Linked DNA regions of Homo sapiens: region 1 is linked to region 2. Evidence: read pairs that join two places in POLR2A ChIA-PET (ENCODE). Cell type or tissue: HCT116. All regions are shown on one strand.

What was found. Peaks named below come from ENCODE experiments on the same cell type or tissue, not always from the same donor. Only the 100,000 strongest peaks of a DNase experiment are listed, where the experiment ranks them.
Region 1: POLR2A ChIA-PET joins it to region 2 with 10 read pairs; 6 of 35 experiments call an interaction of 5 or more read pairs at or near these places.

Annotation. Positions count from the first base shown.
Region 1 is chr19:39,153,829-39,161,828 of GRCh38, forward strand. The region is part of intron 1 of PAK4 (p21 (RAC1) activated kinase 4); the gene reads left to right. LOC124904716 (a long non-coding RNA gene) reads right to left here and starts at 2,723. Exons shown (of 2, transcript XR_007067255.1): 1 at 2,523-2,723; 2 at 1-725. RefSeq lists enhancers at 2,591-3,256, 3,923-4,588, 4,589-5,252. In HCT116, a CTCF peak has its summit at 798; a DNase peak (open chromatin) is centred at 903; H3K4me3 peaks cover 558 bases; H3K27ac peaks cover 3,238 bases.
Region 2 is chr19:39,069,337-39,077,336 of GRCh38, forward strand. No RefSeq gene overlaps it. Among named protein-coding and RNA genes, the nearest start is that of ACP7, 11 kb to the right of the region's middle. RefSeq lists an enhancer at 4,111-5,310. In HCT116, no CTCF peak of the experiment used is centred here; DNase peaks (open chromatin) are centred at 4,515 and 6,895; H3K4me3 peaks cover 1,052 bases; H3K27ac peaks cover 4,692 bases.

The sequences.
Region 1 (8,000 bases), 84 kb after region 2:
CGCCTCGGCATCCCAAAGTGCTGGGATTACAGGCATGAGCCACCGTGCCCAGTCCAACTCTCCTGACTTTTGAGGCCATCATATGCTTGCTTTTCTCTCTGTTTGCCACCTCTGTATGCAGCCTGAAGCAGTTTCCTTTTGCCTGGCTTTGAACCTTAAAGTCCGAGGATGGAGTATTGTTCGATGTTTTTGCCTCTTCTGTGTGGCGTCTTCTTTGATGCTCATCCACATGTAGCTGTAGTCATTCATTCATTCATTCTCCCTATCATGTGCGGTGCCATGGAGCCTTCATTCACCACCTCCTGGGGACGAGCATTTGTCTTGTTTCTAGTCTCTTCTCGCGTGTGCTCCCTGCCCCATGGGCCTGCGTTATGCTGGAGTGTGTACCCAGGAGAGCTCTTGCTAGGTCAAGCGTGTGTCCCCACTTCCACTCGATGCTGCTAAGCTCCTGCCAAATGCCAGCAGCGTGGGAGAGCCACGGAATGTTTTCGAGAAGAGCAAAGTACAGAATATTGTGTGTCATGTGGCTGCCATTTCTCTTGTTTTTTTAAAAAGCAGGTAATCATGTGTGTACCCATACACACACGTAGGATCTCTCAGAAAGGAAAAGAAAAAACCTGAAAGTCTAGTAGCGGTTGCCTCCAGGGCTGAGCTGGGCCAGGGTGGAAGGAGGACATCCTGTCACAGTTTACCCTTTGGTGCCTTTTGTCTTTTGAACCGTGTGCCTGTATTACAAAGACAGAGAGAAGGAAAAGAAGGAAAAGGGGTAGATGAGTGTAAATGTGGTAAAGTGAGAATCACTGAGAATCGCCCAGTGCAGCTCCCTCTCCGTCCATTGGGGACCTCGTTTCCTGTGGCTGTCCAGAGCTGTCCAATCCCCATCCACTCCCCGCCAGAGCCCAAACCTGCCCGTCTGGTTTGCAGAGCTGCCCCACGTGGCTCCTCTGCGGGTGGTTACTCGACAAATGCCCCACCCCCCACCCCATGGGGAGGCAGTGGCCTGAGATCTGGGACTTCTGGATCTAGGCCCCTAGACCTGCCCTGCTGTGGTCCAGAGCCTGGCCCAGCCCCTCCTTGGACTTCCTCCTCACTGTGACAGGGGGTGGACAGAGGTGGGGATGGGAGTTCCAGGCCCTGAGAGCAAGCGCTGGCCTCCCAGCCCACGTTCTGTGTGTGGAGATAACATCTGCCCTTGAGGAGTTGGCTGCAGGGGCAGGGGTGTGCCAGAGCAGGGTAGTGGGAAGGACCCAGGTGCGTCTGTCTGCTGTGTGCCGGGGCGCTTGCTCACTGTTGTCCCTGGATTCACCATGGCCTGGGTGCCCATCCTGGGTCCGGGCACCCAGCAGCCTTGGTCCCTACCGCCTACCAGACTGGAGTCCCTGGTAGAGCCCCTCTAGGGTGTCAACTCCCGTGGGCAGGAAGTTTTGTGGAGTTTGTTCAGTGCTGAACTATCAGGGCCTCCCACAGGTGTGCCTGGTATGTGCCTGGAGCTCAGTGAATGAATGAGAGGCGGGCAAGCTGCAGACAGTGACAGCCTGGGTGCTCAGGGCTGGCATGGGGAGGTGCAGGGTGGAGTGCACAGGGCTGGAGCCCAGAGGATACCTGACCCAGCCTGGGGTGGCAGGGAGGGCTTCGTGGAGGAGCAGGTGCCTCAAGTGGGGCCGGAGGGTGAGAAGGGATGAACCAAGCAGCCCTCCGGAGGCCTCGAGGGGAACAGACAGTGTTCACAGGAGAAACAGTTACACCTGCGAGCTCTGCCTCGGGCCAGCCTTTGCACTGGAGGTGGGATTTGAAGGGGAGGGAGGGGTGCTGTGGAGCATCTTTTTCTTCTGTTCCTGAACGGGGGTTCTGATCACATCAGCCTCATGCTTGGAGCAGCTGGTTAAGGGCACAGACACCGGGACAGACATCCAGCCTGGGAGTCCCAGCGCCTGACCTCCCCTCGGGCATCAAGTCACTCCGCCTCTCCGCGCCTCAGTTTCCTCCATGATGAAAGGGGCCTGCTGAAGGACCTGTCTCATTTAGGGCAGCAGTGAGGCAAAGCCCCGGAGCCCATGCCTGTGCCAAGAGCAGGGCCTGGCCCAGAATATGGCCTTGTCACGTTGAGCTGCCTTTTTTCAGCAGGGTTAGTTTCATCCTGGTGAGGCGGCGCCAGCATGGCGTTCCACCTTCTTGGCCTCCTCTCCCTCCTCCCTTTCCTGCCATCCACACCTCCCGGCCCTATTCTCACACCTCAGGATGGCGATATGGGGGCTTCACCGTGGTCTCCCCTGACCTCGCCCCTCCCCCGGTCAGGCTAAGTCTCAGATTCCTCCTCATGGGTGAGGGGGGCAGAGTGGCCCCTTTCCTCCAGCCCATGCTGGGCACTTGCTAGAATCCCAGCCTTGGTCGGGGTGGAGGAGAAGCAAGTTCCAGCTCTCCAGTTCTGCCTCCATATCAGAGAGCCCACCCACCCCTCTCCCCAGGGCTCTATCCTGCACCTAGTGGCCCCTGTCACTCCCCAGCCACCCCCACGTACATACCCTGGTCCCTTGTTTCAAACCTGGCTGCCCCTTAGCCGCCTGGCCAGCCGCTTGCAGGTACTCAGCCTTGCTGTGTAGTCACCCCCTCCAGCCCCTGGCACCTAGCCTGGCATAGGGGGGTGAGGCGGGGTGTGCCTGTTGGTGGGAGGCTGACCCTGCTGAAGCAAAGGCTGTGGTTGGGGTCCCCGCCCAGCCCTGCCCTCTGTCCAGGCAGCTATGAGCCACGTGGCCCAGGCCCACCCACCCCAGCTCCAGGCCCAGCCCCGCCTCCCTCCCGCCCTCCGTGGGTGGAAACCACAGCCGAGGCTCAACTCCTGGCCGCGTCACCACCGCTGCCCTGCAGGCTGGAGCATAGAGCCCAGGCAGCCCTCCTCGGTGGGTGCCCATGTTGAGGGCCTGGGGAGCCCTGGATCTACTCTGCTTTCCCAGCTGGAAGCCTGTCTGTCCACAGGCCCGCCCCATTGAGGGTGGCCCAGGAAGTGGGAAAGAGCGTGGTGGAGGTGAGCTGGCCAGGCCTCGGGAGGGGAGGGGGAGGGCTAGACTGGCTGCCAGGGAAGGAGGGTCTGCCCCTGGCCACTGGAGCCAGTGTGAGCATGTGCGAAGGCCACACCTTTCTTGGGGTTGGAGCGGGGTCACTGTGTTTCCATGTGTGCGAGATGGCAGGTGCCTGTCTGCTGGGGACTTGCAGGCATCTGAGCATAGGTCCCTGAGCCTCTCTGTGGGAGCACGCTCCTGGGGTCTGGCTTGCACGAGGGCAGAAGTTTCCGTGAGACTGTGCCTCACTCAGTCACTCTGGGTGACCCTGGAGTTGACTGGGTGTGCCTAGGTCCATGGAGGTCTCCTTGCCTACTGTGTGTGGTTTTGGGGTCGGGGGGGTGCCTCCTAGTGTAGCTTTGTATCTTGGGGGTTATTCCTAGGTGCGTGTGTGTCCTGGGGTGCAGTGCGGCTTTCCCTCGAAGTCATGGAGTGTCTGCGGCATTGTGTGTATACACACGTGTCCCTGTGTATCTATGTGTGGATCTCTTTGGGAGTCTCTGCATCTCTGGGTGCACGAGTCTTTGCAGTGTGTATGAAAGGGTCGCAGTCCACGGTCCATCCATGGCTCTTCTGGGGCCCATGTGCAGGCTGGCTGAGCCGCGGCCTTCCCATTTGCTGCGCATGTACTCTGAGCCAGGCTGGCTTTAAGAGCCGCTCCCCCACCTTCTCCCACTGAAGTCTCAGAAGCTCCCTCTGGGGCACGCTCTGCTGGTGCCCCATATTCTAGAGACATGAACGGAGGCTCTTGGTAAATGTCCTTTTCCCCTGCCCCACGGCAAGCAAGGCACTGACCCCTGGCCACCAGCCTCCTGAGCCCATGGTCCTGTACGGGCCGCCGCGAGGTGCTCAGGATGTTGTAGGGTTGAGGGTGGATTGCTGCTGTTGCCGGCTAGCCGGGAAGTTTTCTTTTTTTGGCCTAAGATAAATATTGGAGAAGAATGGCCCGGGAGCTTTCCATGTGACCAGTTCATGTGCCTGGAGGCCTGTGGTTTGTGTGGCTGGGTATGTATCTGCATGTCTGTGTGATGGTCTTAGGACTCGGCTCTATGTGGTGTCAGCTGCGGACATCTTGCATGCTCTGGCATGTCCTCACATGCATCTGTGTCTAGGGATCATGCATGTGTGTATGCATGTGTGTGAGTGTGCATGTATGTGAGCATGTATTTGTGAGCGTGTGTGTGAGCATGCATGTGTGTGTGTGCATGTGTGTGCATGCATGTGAGCATTGTGTGAGTGCGTGCGTGCATGTGTGAGCGTGCGTGTGTGCACATGTGTGCATGTTTGTGAGTGTGCATGTGTGTGAGCGTGCATGTATGTGCATGTGTGGGTGTGCGTGTGTGTGCATGTGTGTGCGCGCATGTGTGAGCATGCATGTGTTGCGGGATGGCTTCGCTCGCTGCTGTGTGTTGGGTCTGTGAGGAGAGGCCGTGGTTGCTGCCTGGTGTATGTCCTGGCGTCTGTGCACGGCCTTGTGTGTTGCATGGCAGGGGAGGTAGACAGTGAGAGGGCTTGGGTGCTGGAGCCTGAGAGGGGCAGGGCCTCTTTCCTGCCACATCACCCCCTTCCCCCTGCCCAGCCTCAGGCGAGGAATAAATGACGTCTGCTCTGATTTCCCAGGCCGTATGGGCTCCCACACACTCTCTGTTGTGGTGTCCATCCCCACCCTGAGTACCTCTGGGGGGTGAAGGGCACCAGCAGTGCCCTTTGTGTCTGTGCCCTTTTGTGCTGGGCCAGATTCGGGGCAGGAGGGCTTGGCCCTGGCATCACTGGGGGCTCTGAGCGCCAGCCTGGGCCTAGCTGGGTAAAGGAAGCATCATCTCTTCGTTGAGCCACACTCTCTGCGCTGGGCAAGCCTGGGGACACAGAGATGGCCCCAGGCCCTGCCCTCCTGGGTCTCCCAGTCCAGTGGGAGAGGCAGACCTGTTATCAGACAATAACAGCCCATCAGGCTCCTCCCTCCCAACCCTGGAGAAGGTAAGACTAGCATATTTGCTCGGCAGAAGGGACCATGCCCGGCATCCTCTGTAGTGTGTTTGTTCATTCATTCATTCATCATTCAGCAGCAAGAATGGCAGTAATGATAACAGCAGCGAGCCTGCAGTGAGGCCCCACTCGGCACCAGTCACTGTTGTAAATGTTTTACATGTGTCGTCTTATTCGCTCGTCCAACATGCTCAGGAGGTAGGGACTATCACTACCCCCAGTTTGCAGATGAGGACACTGAGGCCCAGAGAGGTTGAGTCACTTGTCCAGGGGCACACAGCTTGGAGTAGTAGAGCCAGTACCTGGGACTGGGCAGTCGGCTCTTAACCACCAGTACAGGCCTGCTGAGCCCCTGTACTGCGCCAGGCCTCTGCTGAGGACAAAGCAGTGGCTAGGAGAGACAGGCCCTGTCCTCGTGGGGCTGCCCGTTCATTGCAGGAGACATACTAATTAAGGACTATAAGGACAAAGGTAAAATTACAGCTGTGACAGATGCTGTCAAGGGGAAGGCACGGGACATGCAGGGTTTTTTTCAGACAGAGTCTCACTCTGTCGCCCAGGCTGGAGTGCAGTGGCGTGATCTTGACTCACTGCAACCTCCGCCCCCTGGGTTCAAGTGATTCTCGTGCCTCAGCCTCCCAAGTAGCTGGGACTAGAGGCACATGCCACCACGCCCAGCTAATTTTTGTATTTTTTTAGTAGGGATGGGGTTTTGCCATGTTGGCCAGGCTGGTCTCGAACTCCTGACATCAGGTGATCCACCTGCCTCGGCCTCCCAAAGTGCTGGGATTACAGGCATGAGCCACTGTGCCCGGCCATGGACCTGCAGTTTGAAGGAAGAGGAAGGGATAACAAGGTGAAGGTTGAGGGGGCAGGGGGCTCTTCAGGACCCAGGCTAAGGGCACAGTCCATGCAGAGGCCTGGTGGCGGGGACGGCGCTATACCTGGAGGAACGAAGGAGAGCAGGGCTGCCCCCTCCACCCTCCACAGACGCTGCTGAATCCAGGCCCCACTTCCAAAGGCGTCCCCCCCACTGGATCTGTGTCTTTATGGGCTTTTACCCATTGTGGGGGCTCATGGATTTCCAGAGGCACCCCCCATGTGATTTGGCTTTTGCCAGGATACGCTGCCACTTCCTGAGATTCCCAGCGTAGGCCATGTGGCTGGGTGGGCCCCCCTGCAGTGGGGAGGGCCTGGGCGTTCACAGTGGGGGTACCTTTTGTGGTGCTGGGACACACACCAGCTTACTTGCTGAACAGCCAGATTCAGTCTCTGAAGACCCATTTTCTCCCCAGGCGTCAAGGTCAGACTTCCAGGGAGTGAGTGTACGAGGCCCAGGGACTTGTGTCTGTCTCGGCCCCATCCCCGTGCCCTGCGCCTCCTCAGGGACCAGGCTCATTACTTTGGTAATGGCATCACCCATTTGTTCCACAGATATGTCTCGAGCACCTACTGTGTTCCAGCCACTGCTCTAGATGCCGGCAAGAACCAGACAGACAGACAGGTCCCTGCCCTCAGGGCACTGACATTCTGCTGGGGGCACTGCCAGTCAGTAGGTGTAGGATGCCAGGGGGTGGTAAGTGCCACAGAGACATAAAAAGCGAGGTGCACATTTTGTTCAGGGGTCAGGCAGCCTCTCGGAGGAGGTTTTATTTGCACTAAGACCTGAATATCAAGAAAGGCTGAGCAGTGCAGTTCTGGCTGAGGGAAGATAGGTGCAGAGGCCCGGAGGCTGGAACAGCTGTGATGAGTCCAAGACATACACGGAGGCAGCCAGCGCGGCTGGAGAGAAGCGAGGGGAGGAGATGAGGTTTGCGAGGTTGGCAGGGCCCTCCCAGTCAGGGCCGTGTTGAATCAGTGTTTGAGCCAAAGTGGGAAGCCCTGTAGAACTGTGTGTGTACATTTGTGTAATGTCTTCAGATTCCCTTCTAACCACGGTGGCTTTTCTGGTCTTGGTCTGGTCATTGTCAGGGACATTGTCCCTTCCTGTTTTTGTCCCATAAACCTCCAAGGTCCTTTCTTTAGAGTGGAGGCCTTGGCTGGAGCCGGGACCACTGGGGAACAGGAGGCTGGGGGATGTTGACTTGCCTTCTCTGTGGGACAGAGTGGCTGCTTTTGTGACCTGGCACTGGATAGCCCTGGGCAGTGAGTTCCCCTCTCGGCCTCAGTTTCCTGGTTTGGGGAACAGGAAGGAAGAGGACTCCCCACCCAGCACCCAGCACTGTTTAGAGGGCTCCGCGTGGCCTGGTCTGTGTGCCTGGCACAGCCTGGGCAAGTCCACAGCCACGAAGGGGAGCCCTTGTGAGTCCACGCCCTGCTGTAGGCACTGAAATGCAGCCATCATGAACCAAAACGCGGTCCCTGTCCATATGAGTCACTGACTTAGCGAGGAAGATGGCCACAGACAGGCAAACAACTGTAATGTGTGAGGCAACGCTGAGGGCCCTGGAGGGAACGGACCTAGGCTGACTGCGCCAGGCTCCGCGCCAGGTGCTGGGGGTGCCACATGGAGCAAGACCAGGCCAAGCCCCTGCCTATGAGCTCACGCTGCAGCCCTCGGCCAGTCCTGCCACCTCCACCTTTACAGTGTGCCCAGAACCTGCTCATGCCGCCCCCTCTGCAGCCCCCACAAGGTCCTGCCCCCTTGATTTCCACTGGGCCATCACAGCCTCCTCCTCCCTGGTCCCCCTTTCCGTTCTGCCCCCACAGACTGTTCCCAGCCAGTGGGAGCCTGTGAACTCCTGAGTCAGGCGGTGGCCCTCCTGGGCTCAGAGACCCCTGCAACTCCGTCTCACTCGGGAAAGGACCAGGCCCTCCCGGTGGCCCCCAAAGCCCCACACGATCTGCCCCATTACCTCCTTGGCCTGTCCTTCCACTTGCCCCCTCGCCCACCCTGCTCCAGCCACGTGGCCTCCTCGCTGTCCCTTGACCATATCAAGCAAATTCCTACCGCCCTGG
Region 2 (8,000 bases):
CTATCAATCAAGTCAGAGGAGAGTTTGAAGACATTTTCAGACGTGTAAAGTCTGAAACGTTTACCTCCCATGACCTTGCTCAAGAAGCTCCAGGATGGCCAGGCACGGTGGCTCACGCCTGTAATCCCAGCACTTTGGGAGGCTGAGGCGCGTGGATCACGAGGTCAGAAGTTCGAGACCAGCCTGACCGACATGGTGAAACCCCATCTCTCCTAAAAATACAAAAATTATTTGGGCATGGTGGTGTGTGCCTGTGATACCAGCTACTCGGGAGGCTGAGGCAGGAGAATCGCTTAAACCTGGGAGGCGGAGGTTGCAGTGAGCCGAGATCGCGCCACTGCACTCCAGCCTGGGCGACAGAGCAAGACTCCATCTCACAAAAAAAAAAAGAAGAAAAGCTTCAGGATGCACTCAACTGAAATGAGAGCACCACCAAGAAAAAGGGGAGCACTGAGATCCAGGACACAGGGGACCTGACATAGGAGAGAAGTGAAGAGGCACCTCAGGATGGCAGTAAAGGAGGTCCCAGCATGGCAGCAGGGCACCACAGTCTGAGGGCAGGCCGGGTATGGTGTTGTGTGCCTGTGATCCCAGCTACTGGGGAGGCCGTGGCAAGAGGATCACTTCAACCCAGGAGCTCGAGGCTGCAGTGAGCCATGATCATGCCACTGCACTCTAGCCTGGGTGACAGACAGAGACCCTTTCTCTAATATAGACATAAAAATATTATATAAAAATAAATATATAATATTTCTATTATATAAAAATTATTTCTACATATTTCTATAATTATATAATATACAAATTATTTATTTATTTATATTATATAAAAATAAAATAGAAAAGGTTAGAGGGCAACAAGTCCAGATAGGACCGTGTGACTCATGAGGCCAATGTGGGGGCAATCATCGCCAGCATGCCAACTGCCATTGTACTGTTTTTTTTGTTTTTTGGTTTTTTTTGAGACAGTGTCTCACTCTGTTGCCCACGCTGGAGTGCAGTGGTATAATGATCTCAGCTCACTGCAGCCTTGACCTCCTGGGCTCAAATGATCGTCCCACCTCAGCCTCCCAAGTAGCTGGGATGACAGGTGCACACCACCACACCTGGCTAGTTTTTGTATTTTTTTGTAGAGACGGGGTTTCACCGTGTCACCCAGGCTGATCTCGAACTCCTGAGCTCAAGCAATCTGCCCACCTTGCACTGTGGCCTCCCAAAGTGCTGAGATTGCAGCTTGAGCCACTGCACCCGGCCTTTGTTTTGTTTTTTAAGTTGAGGAGAGTATGGCTGGGTGAACATGAACCACATTCTTCCTTTCTTTTTAACCAGAGACAGGGTCTCACTACATCACCCAAGCTGCTCTTGAACTCCTGGGCTCAAGAGATCCTCCCACCTCAGCCTCCCAAAGTGCTGGGAGCCACCACACCCGGCTCACATTCCTGTCTATACTTGACTTGCCTTGACCATGGCAGAGAGCCTGTTCTCCCTGCGAGACCTGCCATGGACCATGGCAGAGAGCCTGTTCTCCCTGAGTGACCTGCCATGGACCCAGGGGTATACTCGTTTCCCTCTAGTAACTGTGCTGCTGGGCCCACGCCTGAGAGCCTGTGGAGGGCTGGGGTGTTCCTGGAGGTAGGATACACAGAGCTGACCACACTCCTGCTGACCATGCACAGCGTGACCCACGCTTCAGCCCTGACAGATCCCCCAGTTGGTGGTGAGTCATGTGCCCTCTAGGACTCAACTCCTGTTCTCACCCACTGAACTCACGAGGAAGGATTAGTGTAGACCCTCAGGGAAGATCACACCAGATTTGATCTTGATATGACCCAGCTCATCCTTCACACAGCAGGGGCCAGGCTGCCCTTTCCTCACACAGAAGGATGAGCCTTGCTCTCCAGTGGGTTTTTATTTATTTATTTACAGACAGGATCTACCAAGGCTGGAGTGCAGTGGTGAGATCTTGGCTCACTGCAACCTCTGCCTCCCTCCCAGGCTCAAGTGATCCTCCCATCTCAGCTTTCTGAATAGCTGGGACCACGGGCACACACCACCACACCTGGCTAATTTTTGTATTTTTTGTAGAGACGAGGTTTAGCCATGTTGGCCAGGCTGGTCTCAAACTCCTGGGCTCAAGCGATCGGCCCGCCTCGGCCTCCCAAAGTGCTGGGATTACAGGCGTGAGCCACTGCGTCCAGCCTAATAAGATATTTTTTAAGGCAATTTTTTGGGGGGGACAGGGTCTTGCTCCGTTGCCCAGGCTGGAGTGCAGTGGCATGATCACAGCTCACTGCAGTCTCCTGGGATCAAGTGATCCTCTCACCTCAGCCTCCCGAGCACACCCCCGTAGGACTTTAAAATCTTCCAACACTCCTCAATGTGACTACAGTGGAAAATGGTGTACCCAACAATGGTACAATAAATAGTTGGGGCCAGGCATGGTGGCTCACACCTGTAATCCCAGCACTTTGGGAGGCCGAGGTGGGCAGATCATTTGAGGTCAGGAGTTCAAGAGCAGCCTGGCCAACATGGTAAAACCCTGTCTCTACTAAAAAAAAAAAAAAAAAAAGTCCGGGTGCAGTGGCTCACGCCTGTAATCCCAGCACTTTGGGAGGCCGAGGCAGGTGGTTCACGAGGTCAGGAGATCGAGACCATCCTGGCTAACAAGGTGAAACCCCGTCTCTACTAAAAAATACAAAAAAAAATTAGCCGGGCATGGTGGCGGGCACCTGTAGGCCCAGCTACTTGGGAGGCTGAGGCAGCAGAATGGCATGAACCCGGGAGGTGGAGCTTGCAGTGAGCCGTAATCGCGCCACTGCACTCCAGCCTGGGCAACAGAGTGAGACTCCGTCTCAAAAAACAAAAAACAAAAATTATCCAGGCATGGTGTCATGTGCCTGTATTCCCAGCTACTTGGAAGGCTGAGGCAGGAGAATCACTTGAACCCAAGTAGCAGAGGTTGCAGTGAGCCAAGATCACACCACTGTGCTCCAGCCTAGGCGACAGAGCAAGACTCTGTCAAAAAAAAAAAAATAATAATAAAATAAAAATAAATAAATAGTTGGGCCAATATTTATAAGAGCTCATGTTTGTTTGAGGGTTTAGTCTGTCCCTGGCCTCAATTCCGGATTTTATGGAACTGTTATGTCCACCTGATGATACAGTGATGCTTGGAGGCCACGTGCAGTGGCTCACGCCTATAATCCCAGCACGCTGGGAGTCCAAGGCAGGTGGATCGCTTCAGCCCAGGAGTTTGAGACCAGCCTGGTCAGCAAGGCGAGACTGTGTCTACAAAAAATTTTTAAAAATCAGGTGGGTGAGGTGGTGTGAAACTGTAGTCTCAGCTACTAGGGAGGTTGAAGTGGGAAGATCACTTGAGTCCAGGAGTTCGAGGCTGCAGTGAGCTATGATCATGACACTGCACTGCAGCCTAGGCAACAGAATGAGACCCTGTCTTAAAAAACAAAATACATGGCCAGGAAGGGTGGCTAACGCCTGTAATCCTAGCACTTTGAGAGGCCAAGACAGGTGGATCACCTGAGGTCGGGACTTCGAGACCAGCCTGACCAACATGGAGAAACTCCGTCTTGACTAAAAATGCAAAATTAGCTGGGCGTGGTGGTGCATGCCTGTAATCCCAGCTACTCAGGAGGCTGAGGCAGGAGAATTGCTTGAACCCCGGAGGCGGAGATTGCAGTGAGCCAACATTGCGCCATTGCACTCCAGCCTGGGCAACAAGAGCAAAACTTCATCTTAAAAAAAAAAAAAAGAAAAGAAAAAAAGACAAAAACAAAACCATGCTGGGAGATGACACAGGACCTGAGGCCTGAAATCCAGGATGAGATGGCAGAGGGATGAATCGGAGACAGTGGGGCCTGGTGGTTAAGGCCAAGTGTGCAGAAAGGAATGAATCTCAGGTTTTTTGTTTGTTTGTTTGTTTGTTTTTTGACACAGAGTCTTGCTCTGTTGCCCAGGCTGGAGTGCAATGGTGCAATCTCAGCTTACTGCAACTTCCACATCCCAGGTTCAAGAGATTCTCTTGTCTCAGCTTCCTGAGTAGCTGGGAACACAGGCGTCCATCACTATGCCTGGCTAATTTTTGTATTTTTAGTAGAGACAGAGTTTCACCATGTTGGCCAGGCTGGTCTCGAACTCCTGACCTCAGGCGATCCACCCGCCTTGGCCTCCCAAAGTGCTGGGATTACAGGCATGAGCCACCGCACCTGGCTTAGCTATTCTTCTTACTGACAGTGTGATGTCAGGTAAGTGAGCTCACTCCTCTGAACCTCAGTTTCCTCTTCTGTAATACAAAATGGGACCATGTGAAGTGGTGAGGAATCCATGCAATCATACACGGTTCACAGGAAGCCTCCAGTGAACTGGCTGTGGCTGTGATTATGAGGTGAAGTGTGGGGTGGGCTGTCCTGGGTCCGTCACAGGAAGCCTCCACATCTGAGAGGGTGAGTCACTCTTCCTTCCTGCTGTAATTTGAAGCAGGGTGGCATCTCTCGGGAGGTGAGCTGTGCCCTGGGCATGCTGCTCACCTCCGGTGGCTCACAGGTCCCCTGACATGTGACATCATATGCAGTCAGGATGAAATCATGGAGCTCAAAGTTTGGGATGAAAGGAAATGGTTCTGCTGGGAGGCGGAGATTGCAGTGAGCCAAGATTGCACCATTGCACTCCAGCCTGGGCGACAGAGTAAGACTCGGAAAAATAGAAAAGAAAAAGGAAAGAAAAAAAGAAGGAAAGAAGGAGGGAAGGAAGGAAGGAGAGAGAGAGAGAAACGAAAGAAGGAAGGAAGGAGAGAGAGAGGAAGGAAGGAAGGAGAAAGAAAGAAAGAGAAAGAAAGAAAGAAAAGAGAGAGAGAGAAAGAAAGAGAGAGAGAGAAAGAAAATGATTCTGTGCTCTCCTCCTCCTCTCAATCTCAAATTCTAGGGTCCAGCACTTAGCCGGGCAGCAAGAATGGGTTCATGATCCCAACAGTCATTAGGATTCATCCATGTATTTGATCATTTAATAAATCCTTACTGCACACCTGCTATGTGCCAGACAGCCAACATCCCTGCCTTCCTGGAGCTGTTAGGAAGCTGGGGCTGATAGCTCCAGGGGAGATGCTAGAAAATAAACATAATAAACAAGTAAATATTACAGTCTGTTAGAAGGTGATGAATGCTATGAAACAAATATTAGCCAGGGTAAGCTTAGGGCAGGGGTCAGCAAACTACAGTCGGGTGGCCAAATCCAGCCTGTCATTTGTTTTTATACAGCCTACAACCTAAGAATGGTTTTTACTTTTTTTTTTTTTTTAAAGACGAAGTCTCTCCCTGTCACCCAGGCTGGAGTGCAGTGGTGTGATCACTTCTCACTGCAACCTCTGCCTCCTGATTTCAAGTGATTCTCCTGCCTCAGCCTCCCGAGTAGCTGGGATTACAGGCAAACACCTCCATGCCCAGCTAATTTTTGTATTTTGAGTAGAGACGGGGTTTCACCATGTTGGCCAGGCTGGTCTCAAACTCCTGAACTCAGGTGATCTGCCTGTCTTGGCCTCCCAAAGTGCTGGGATTATAGGCATGAGCCACCATGCTTGGCCTAGTTTTAACTTAAAAAAACTTTTTTTTGAGACAGGTTCTCACCTCTGTCACTCAGGCTGGAGTACAGTGGTGCGATCATGGCTCACCACAGCTTCAACATCCCGGGCTCAGATAATCCTCCCACCTCAGCCTCCCAAGTAGCTGGGACTACACGCGTGCACCACCACACCCTGCTAATTTTAGTATTTTTCTAAGAGATGGGGTCTTGCTGTATTGCCCCAGCTGGTCTCAAACTTCTGGACTTAAGTGATCCTTCTGCCTCAGCTTCCCAGAGCACTGGGATTACAGGCATAAGCAACCATGCCCGGTTGATTTTTATGTTTTTTAATGGTTGGAAAACAAAAACAAAAGAAAAATAATATTTTCTGGTGTATGAAAATTATATGAATTTTGGCTGGGCGTGGTGGCTCATGCCTGTAATCCCAGCACTTTGGGAGGCTGAGGCGGGCGGATCACCTGAGGTCAGGAGTTTGAAACCAGCTTGGCCAACATGGTGAAACCCCATCTCTACTAAAAATGCAAAAATTAGCCTGATGTGATGGTGGGCACCTGTAATCCCAGCTACTCGGGAGGCTGAGGCAGGAGAATCGCTTGAACCCGGGAGGCAGAGGTTGCAGTGAGCTGAGATCGCGCCATTGCACTCCAGCCTGGGCAACAAGAAAGAAACTCCATCTCAAAAAAAAAAGAAAAGAAAAGAAAAGAAAATTATATGAATTTCCAATTTCAGTGTCTGTAAGTTTGTTTGTTTTTTGGAGATGAGGTCTCACTATGTTGGCCATGTTGGTCTTGAACTCTTGGCCTCAAGCAATCCTCCTGCCTCGACCTACCAAAGTGCTAGGATTACAGGCATGAGCCACTGCGCCTGGCCTCCATAAAGTTTTACTGGAATACACCCACACTCATTGGGTCCTGTAATGTCTGTAGGTGCTTTTGTTTGATGACAGAGTCCAGTAGCTGTGACGGAGGCTACGTGGCCTGCAAATCTTAAAATATTTAATATCTCGCCCTTTACCAAAAAACTTTTGCAGACCCCTGGCTTGTGGGGTGGGGAGTAGTGTGTGGAGGTGGATTGTAATTTTAAATTAGTCAAGGGGAGGGCTGCCTGAGAAAGTGTCATCTGGGTAAGGCCTGAAGGAAGGAGAGAAGGGGCTACATGGGCACCTGGGGAAGAATGTTCTAGGTCGAGGGAACAGGCAATAAGAAGGCCCTGAGAAGTGGGGACATGACTAATATGTTCAAAGAACAGTGTAGAGGCCAGGTGCAGTGGCTCACACCTGTAATCCCAGCACTTTGGGAGGCCGGCGTGGGCGGATCACTTGAGGTCAGCAGTTCAAGACCAGCCTTGGCAACATGGTGAAACCCTGCCTCTACTAAAAATACAAAAATTAGCCCGGCATGGTGGCATGCACCTGCAGTCCCAGTTGCTCGGGAGGCTGAGGCAGAAGAATCGCTTGAACCCAGGAAGCAGAGGTTGCAGTGAGCTGAGATTGCACCACTGCACTCCAGCCTGAACAACAGAGCAAGACTCCATCTCAAAAAAACAAAACAAAACAAAAAACAGCGTAGAAGCCTGGTGCCTGAACCAGTGTGGGTGAGGGGCAAGTAGTAAGAGATAAGGAAAGAGAAGTGACGGGGAGGTCACGTGGGGTCTCGTGGGCCATAAGGAGGTCTCTGGCTTTCCCCTGAGTGAGAGGATCAGGAGGGCTTTGAGCAGGTGAGAGACGTGATCTGACTCAGGTGTTCACAGGACCCCTCTGGTTACATGTGAGGGACAGACTGCAGGGGGTGAGGAGGGGGACAGGATGGGAGCGGGAAGACCAGGGAGGGACCTGCTGAGACAGCCCAGGAAGGAGAGGATGGGTAGGGGCTGCAGAATTGGGCAGGTTCTGGATAGATTGGAAGGTGGAGCTGACAGCATTTCACACTGGATAATATTCTAAGCAGGGAAGAGTCACTCCTAAACGTATTCACACACCTGTAATCCCAGCAGTTTGGGAGGCCAAGGCGGGTGGATCACCTGAGATCAGGAGTTCGAGACCAGCCTGGCCAACATGCCGAAACCCCATCTGTACTAAAAATACAAAAAATTGACCAGCCATGGTGGTGCGCACCTGTAATCCCAGCTACTCCATAGGCTGAGGCAGGAGAATCGCTTGAACCCGGGAGGCGGAGGTTGCATTGAGCCGAGATCATGCCATTTCACTCCAGCCTGGGCAACAAGAGCGAAACTCTGTCTCAAAAAAAAAAAAAAAAAAGTTTTCACACACCAGGCTTTGAAATCAGACACACCAGGGTTCTAGTCCTGGCTTCTCTGCCACACACCAGTTGTGTGATTTTAGGTAAACTGCTCAATGTCTCTAGCCTCAGTTTCTCCATCTATAAAATGGGCTTAATAAGCAGCATGCA